Linked DNA regions of Homo sapiens: region 1 is linked to region 2. Evidence: read pairs that join two places in POLR2A ChIA-PET (ENCODE). Cell type or tissue: Panc1. All regions are shown on one strand. Each heading gives the region's core, and the rest is flanking DNA. Links, peaks and the distances in the headings are about the cores only.

Region 1 (4,931 bases), core at 1-2,500, 650 kb before region 2:
TACTGACCAACATGACCAAAGTGAGCATCAAGCCTTACACTCAGAAAGTATATTTATTTGAATAAAATATCACTGTTAGACACTTTGGGAGGCTGAGGCAGGAGGATCTTTTGAGTCTGGAAGTTCGAGACCAGTCTGGGCAACGTAGTGAGACCTCATCTCTATTAAAAATATGGATAGATAAATAGATAGATAATTACTGTTATATTTTTGTATATTGGAGTTCTATGTAAGATTCTATTTACAAAAGCATTCACTGATAAAATTGAAAGTTTGCAGGCATTAATTTTTATATCACTATACAGAAATATGGATTTTGGAAAAATGGATAGCTCTTAACTGAGTAAAGTGGGAAAAAAGATGAAAAATGATTCTGAGATATAAGAATGAAATATTGCACCTGTTGTCATGTTAGAAGAGGAAGGACATAAAATTTTTGTAGAGATTGCAAAATCATTAATGCAAAAACAAAGATTATGCCTAGGAAAAAATGACAAGAAGGAAAATACAGGTTAATGTTTCCCAAAATTTTCCTTGGGGATATAAAGGTGGATTGTTTTCCCTTCTTCCCAATCTTTTATGTTATTCTAAGCTTTCTATGTTCACATTTTTTTTTTTTGAGACGGAGTCTCGCTCTGTCACCCAGGCTGGAGTGCAGTGGTGTGATCTCAGTCTCAGCTCACTGCAACCTCTGCTTCCTAGGTTCAAGCAATTCTTCTGCCTTAGCCTCCCAAGTAGCTGGAATTACAAGCATGCACCACCAGGCTCAGCTAATTTTTGTATTTTTAGTAGAGATGGGGTTTCACCATGTTGGCCAGGCTGGTCTCGAACTCCTGACCTCAGGTGATCCACCTGCCTCGGCCTCCCAAAGTGCTGGGATTACAGGTGTGAGCCACTGCACCTGGCCCAGATATACTTTTATAATAGTAAAAAAAAAAAAAAAGTTAGGGCTTTTTTGTTAGAATATGTATATCATGATGATTTAGTTCAATTTTATTCAACAAGTGCCTGCTGAGCACCTGCTCTGTGCTCTGCTCTGTACCAGCCCGGGATGCCTCCCTCACCGAGAGAACTCAAATCTAGCAAGAGCAGGTGGCTATGATGTGATTACAGTTGTTGTATACACACAGCGTACAGTAATGAAGTGCAGTCATCCGGGGAGTGGATGGAGGTGTGGCATTCCATCTGGTGGAGTGAGGCGAGGTCACTGGGGAGGTGAATTGAGCCCTGGGTTTTAAAAGCTATCTCCCAACCCAGGCAAAACATGGAGACCAAATGAGAAGGCTCTTAAGAGGAAATAGCATTTCCATGCCACAGAGCGATAAATAAATCCTCTCCTACTGAGAGGCAGTGCCCAGGGCTGGCTTAGGTGGGGAAGTTTCGCTGCTGCCTTCCCCTCATAATCTCCCTCAGACCCTCCCAAGCCTCCTCCAACACACAGTCTGAATAAAACACTGCTCAAATGCCTTATCTCATTTGCTTCACACTACAACCCTTCAACGTAGATACTGTTATCATCCCCATTTTACAGGTGAGGAAACCGAGGCTGACAAATATTAAATAAGCAGCCCAAGGGCACGCAGCACAGAGAGGGCAGAGCCGGGGCAAGGCCGAGGACTTCCAACTCTGAGTCCACGAGCTTCCGTTCCGCCTGTGGCCTCCTCGCCGCTGACCCTGCTCTGGTCCAAGCTGGCGTCAGTGGGGCTCCCCTTCTGAAGGGTGGTCCTAAAGTCCTACCGAGACCAGCTTCTCCAGACAATGCCTGTAGTGCACCATGCTCTCAGCCGGTCAGGCCCAGCCCTATCCCCAGAGAAGGAACCAGAAAGAGCCCTGTCCTCAGGACCTCTGTTTCCCCCTCTGCCTCTGTTGGCCCCAGGGGGGTTCTGGATGGGACTCCTTTCCTGAGCCTCCTCCCACCCCTTGGGAAATGAGAGCTTCTCCCCACTGTGGACTGGTAGCTTTGTGTTCAGCCCACCTGCTATCAGAGTCCACCTTGTGCCCACCCCGGGGCACAGCAGCATGGGCTGACCACTGGGACCTAGCTACAGAGAGCAGAGGCTCACAGCCCATTCAGTCTCTCCAAGCCTCAGCTCCCTTATTTGTAATCTATGGGACACAGGTCCTGCCTCATACGGTAGTTTCTGGAACGCTGCAGATGATTTCCCTAAAGCACCCATCATGGTGCCTTCCCATGCTCAGGGACTGGAATGTCGCCCTCTACCATTAGACAACCCCCCTGGGAGTCAGGAAAGAATGGAGCTCGCTGAGCCAGCCTCCACTGGAATGAGAGCCGCAGGGTCATGAGGTCTGAGGCCAGGCACCCCACACCCTGACATATGCTGGGCTTGGGGACTTGCAGTGGCCTTGCCTATTGGTTTTTATTTTTTTTGAGACAGAGTCTTGCTCTGTCATCCAGGCTGGAATGCAGAGGTGCCATCATAGTTCCTTGCAGCCTCAAACTCCTAGACTCAAGTGATCCTCCCGCCTCAGCCTCCTGAGTAGCTGGGACTACAGACGTGCACCACCATACCTGGCTAATATTTATTTATTTTTTGTAGAGATGGAGTCTTGATATGTTTCCCAGGATGGTCTTGAACTCCTGGCCTCAAACGATCTACCCACCTTCACCTCCCAAAGTGCTGGGATTACAGGCATGAGCCACTGCACCCTGCTTTGTTTTCCTGTGGGTTTTAAAATCTTGTTGTTGAAACAAATGATGTATCTTTTGTTTTGAGACGGGTCTCACTCTGTTGCCCAGGCTGGAGTGCAGTGGCAGGATCTCAGCTCACTGCAACCTCTGCCCCCTGGGTTCAAGTGATTCTCCTGCCTCAGCCTCCAGAGTAGCTGGGACTACAGGAGCGCTACCACACCCAGCTAATTTTTATATTTTTAGTAGAGATGGGGTTTCATCATCTTGGCCAGGCTGATCTTGAACTCCTGACCTCATGATCCACCTGCCTTGGCCTCCCAAAGTGCTGGTATTACAGGCGTGAGCCACCGCGCCTGGCCTAATTTCTGTATTTTTAGTAGAGACAGGGTTTCACCATGTTGGCCAGGCTGGTCTCAAACTCCTGAACTTGTGATCCACCCACCTTGGCCTCCCAAAGTGCTGGGATTACAGGTGTGAGCCACCGCGCCGGGCAAGAATTTCCTTTCTTTTTAAGGCTGAATAATATTCCATTGTATGAATAGACTCCATTTTGTTTATCCATTTGATTTGTTTGTTTTGAGATGGATTCTCACTGTCACCCAGGTTGTGGGTCCGGAATTGGTGGGTTCTTGGTCTCACTGACTTCAAGAATGAAGCCACGGACCCTGGAGGTGAGTGTTACAGCTCTTAAGGTGGTGCGTCTGGAGTTTGTTCCTTCTGATGTTTGGATGTGTTGGGAGTTTCTTCCTTCTGATGGGTTCGTGGTCTCGCTGGCTCAGGAGTGAAGCTGCAGATCTTCGCGGTGAGTGTTAGAGCTCTTAAGGCAGCGCATCTGGAGTTCTTCGTTCCTCCCGGTGGGCTCATGGTCTCGCTGGCTTCAGAAGTGAAGCTGCAGACCTTCGCGGTGAGTGTTATGGCTCATAAAAGCAGTGTGGACCCAAAGAGTGAGCAATTACAAGATTTATTGCAAAGAGCGAAAGAACGAAGCTTCCACAGTGTGGAAGGGGACCCGAGCAGGTTGCAGCTGCTGACTCAGCTGCCTGCTTTTATTCTCTTATCTGGGCCCACCCACATCCTGCTGATTGGTAGAGCCGAGTGGTCTGTTTTGACAGGGTGCTGATTGGTGCGTTTACAATCCCTGAGCTAGACACAAAGGTTCTCCACCTACCCACTAGAGTAGCTAGATACAGAGTGTCCACACAAAGGTTCTCCACCTACCCACCAGAGTAGCTAGATACAGAGTGTCCACACAAAGGTTCTCCAAGGCCCCACCAGAGTAGCTAGATACAGAGTGTCGATTGGTGCATTCACAAACCCTGAGCTAGACACAGGGTGCTGATTGGTGTGTTTACAAACCTTGAGCTAGATACAGAGTGCTGATTGGTGTATTTACAATCCCTGAGCTAGACATAAAGGTTCTCCAAGGCCCCACCAGAGTAGCTAGATACAGTGTCAATTGGTGCATTCACAAACCCTGATTAGACACAGGGTGCTGATTGGTGTGTTTACAAACCTTGAGCTAGATACAGAGTGCTGATTGGTGTATTTACAATCCCTGAGCTAGACATAAAGGTTCTCCACGTCCCCACCAGACTCAGGAGCCCAGCTGGCTTCACCCAGTGGATCCCGCACTGGTGCTGCAGATGGAGCTGCCTGCCAGTCCCGGTGCTGTGCGCCTGCACTCCTCAGCTGTTGGGTGGTTGATGGGACTGGGCGCCATGGAGCAGGGGTGGCGCTCGTCAGGGAGGCTCGGGCTGCACAGGAGCCCATGGAGGGGGTGGGAGGCTCAGGCATGGCGGGCTGCAGGACCCGAGCCCTGCCCCGCCGGAAGGTAGCTAAGGCCGGGTGAGAAATCAAGCGCAGCGCCGGTGGGCTGGCACTGCTGGGGGACCCAGTACACCCTCCGCAGCCGCTGGCCCGGGTGCTAAGCCCCTCATTGCCCAGGGCCAGCCCTGCCGGCTGCTCCCAGTGCAGGGCCCGCCAAGCCCACGCCCACCCGGAACTCCAGCTGGCCCGCAAGCGCCGCGCGTAGCCCCGGTGCCCGATCGCGCCTCTCCCTCCACACCTCCCTGCAAGCTGAGGGAGCCGGCTCTGGCCTTGGCCAGCCCAGAAAGGGGCTCCCACAGTGCAGCGGTGGGCTGAAGGGCTCCTCAAGTGCCGCCAAAGTGGGAGCCCAGGCAGAGGAGGCGCCGAGAGCGAGCGAGGGCTGTGAGGACTGCCAGCACGCTGTCACCTCTCAGCTGGAGTGCAGTGGCGCAATCCCAGCTCACTGCAACCTCCG
Region 2 (2,500 bases), core at 1-2,500:
TTTTCCCCAGTCTACACTAGATTGAAATTTTATTTCATATTAAAATATTCAGGCCGGGGGCGGCGGCTCATGCCTATAAACCCAGCACTTTGGGAGGTCGAGGTGGGTGGGTCACCAGAGGTCAGGAGTTCGAGACCAGCCTAGCCAACATGGTGAAATCCTGTCTCTACTAAAAATACAAAAATTAGCTGTGCATGGTGGCACACGCCTGTAATCCTAGCTACCAGGGAAGCTGAGGCACGAGAATCACTTGAACCCAGGAGTGAGAGGTTGCAGTGAGCCAAGATCATGCCGCTGCACTCCAGCGAGTGCACAGAGTGAGACTCTGTCTAAAAAAAAACAAAAATTAACTTATCTTTAATAGTAGAATCAAAGACACATGCCTGGGTACAAAAATGACGCTAGTGGCTGGGCAAGGTGGCTCCCGCCTGTAATCCCAGCACTTTGGGACGCCCAGGGGGGCAGATCACAAGGTCAGGAGTTCAAGACCAGCCTGACCAACATGGTGAAACCATGTCTCTACTAAAAATACAAAATTAGCTGGGCATGGTGGCAGGCACCTGTAGCCCCAGCTACTCGGGAGGCTGAGGCAGGAGAATCGCTTGAACCCAGGAGGTGGAGGTTGCAGTGAGCTGAGATCTCCAGCCTGGGTGACAGAGTGAGACTCCGTCTCAAAACAAAAAACAAAAAACAAAAAACAAAACAAAACAACAACAAAACCTAGTATCAGGAGAGAAAAAGCCTTTGTTAACATCCTGCTATTGCTACTGTTGTTGCAGTAGCTTTGCTATACTTTTTAAAAAGAAACTTTTAAAACAAAAACAAAACAGGTTAACTTTCTCCAGCTTTAAGAATTTGATATCTAAAAATTCTGAAGTCTCCTTGTGCACTTCAGGTGTGAGGTGACTAGGAATACCATCCTCTTCCTTCTGTCCCCCAGGCGGCATATTGGCAAGGCACAGTCCCTATTCAAAGGTCTGTCTGGTCAGTAATGGTGGTATGGCCTGGGGCATGCTGGGGCTCACTGAGGATGTTCTCTACCTTAGCTGTGTCACATGCCCACAGGTCCATCTCTATTTCTAAACGGTATCACACAGTTTGGAGTTAGATATACAGTATTTCTCATCTACTTTTGGGAGCCATAATCAGAATGAAATTTTTCTCAGACTGGGATTTCTTTTCCCTATCCAACTAGGCAACTCCTCTCTTGCCTGGAAGAATAGAGCTATTTTCCTAGAAAATAGTCTCTCCATCTAAGAATAGAACAATTTAGATGGCAGGTGGTCTGTTTGATCCCACAGACTGTAAATATGAGATGCATCAATTAGAGATCAACTTTTTACCTTATCAGGTATGCTGTCCTTGTCAAGGTTAATCAATTTTTTCAGGAAACCAGTTTCTGAAAGAAGTAACTTTGCCGTTGCCCAGTTAGGTTTCTTTTGCAGAAGAATACACACTGCATTCATGACAGTCAGTACAAGGAAGGGAGGCCGTGTGTATACTCTGTAATAGATGATGAAAATCTCATCAACTTCACAATTAAAAATGAAATGCACCCTGTAAATATCTCAGAAGACAATATACACAGATTTTTAACACACATTTGGATAAGGAAAACTATTTGTCAACATATAGCTATTTAATTACTTAGGTATCTTTTAAAAATTGGGTATCTTAAATATAAGGATATTATAGTTTTAGGAAGATGAAATGCATAAAACTTAAATAAGTACTACATCTGAGTTAAAGGCTAATTAGTTTTATTATAAAAAGTCTTGGGCTGGGCATGGTGGCTCATGCCTGTAATCCCTGCACTTTGGGAGGCTGAGGCGGGCGGATCACTTGGGGTCAGGAGTTCGAGACCAGCCTGGCCAACATGGCGAAACCCGGTCTCTACAAAAATAAAAAAATTAGCTGGGTATGGTGGCGGGTGCCTGTAGTCCCAGCTACTTGGAGACTGAAGCAGGAGAATTGCTTGAACCCAGGAGGCAGAGGCTGGACTGAGCCAAGATCACGCCACTGTTCTCCAGCCTGGGCGACAAAGTGAGACACTGTCTCAAAAAAAAAAAAAAAAAAAAAAAGAAAGAAAAAAAAAGAAAAGTCTTCACTGTAGAGTTATTTAAAAATAGAAACCCCTCTCTTGTTTCAGTCCAGGGTTGATTTACTGATGACTGCTTCACAGAGACACTGTACATGTGTATGCGTTGGGAGTCAGCCCTATTCTCGTGACTTAAGAAGTGGTATAACAGCCAACTCCCCTTAAACACATGCTCTCATTTCTTCTTCCTGATCTAAAATTCCCACCATAAAAATCACAGATAAAACAGAGTCAGGGGAGGAAGGGTGGATGGGAATTTGTCTTTCAAGTCATTAATAATGTATTTATTATTGGAACATTGGAGGCGGTCTCTTCACTATGTCTTAATCAGTTGACGTGCCACTGGACTGTTAGGTAAGAAGTTGATGCTTTGGAAAGTCAGGGTCAGAATAACATTTATAA

The links. Peaks named below come from ENCODE experiments on the same cell type or tissue, not always from the same donor. Only the 100,000 strongest peaks of a DNase experiment are listed, where the experiment ranks them.
Region 1: POLR2A ChIA-PET joins it to region 2 with 10 read pairs; 2 of 35 experiments call an interaction of 5 or more read pairs at or near these places.

The regions. Positions count from the first base shown.
Region 1 is chr1:225,969,545-225,974,475 of GRCh38, reverse strand. No RefSeq gene overlaps it. Among named protein-coding and RNA genes, the nearest start is that of SDE2, 27 kb to the left of the region's middle. In Panc1, for the core only: no CTCF peak of the experiment used is centred there; no DNase peak of the experiment used is centred there; H3K27ac peaks cover 456 bases.
Region 2 is chr1:225,321,667-225,324,166 of GRCh38, reverse strand. It overlaps DNAH14 (dynein axonemal heavy chain 14), which reads right to left. Exons shown (of 86, transcript NM_001367479.1): 62 at 1,344-1,503. Among named protein-coding and RNA genes, the nearest start is that of LBR, 110 kb to the left of the region's middle. In Panc1, for the core only: no CTCF peak of the experiment used is centred there; no DNase peak of the experiment used is centred there.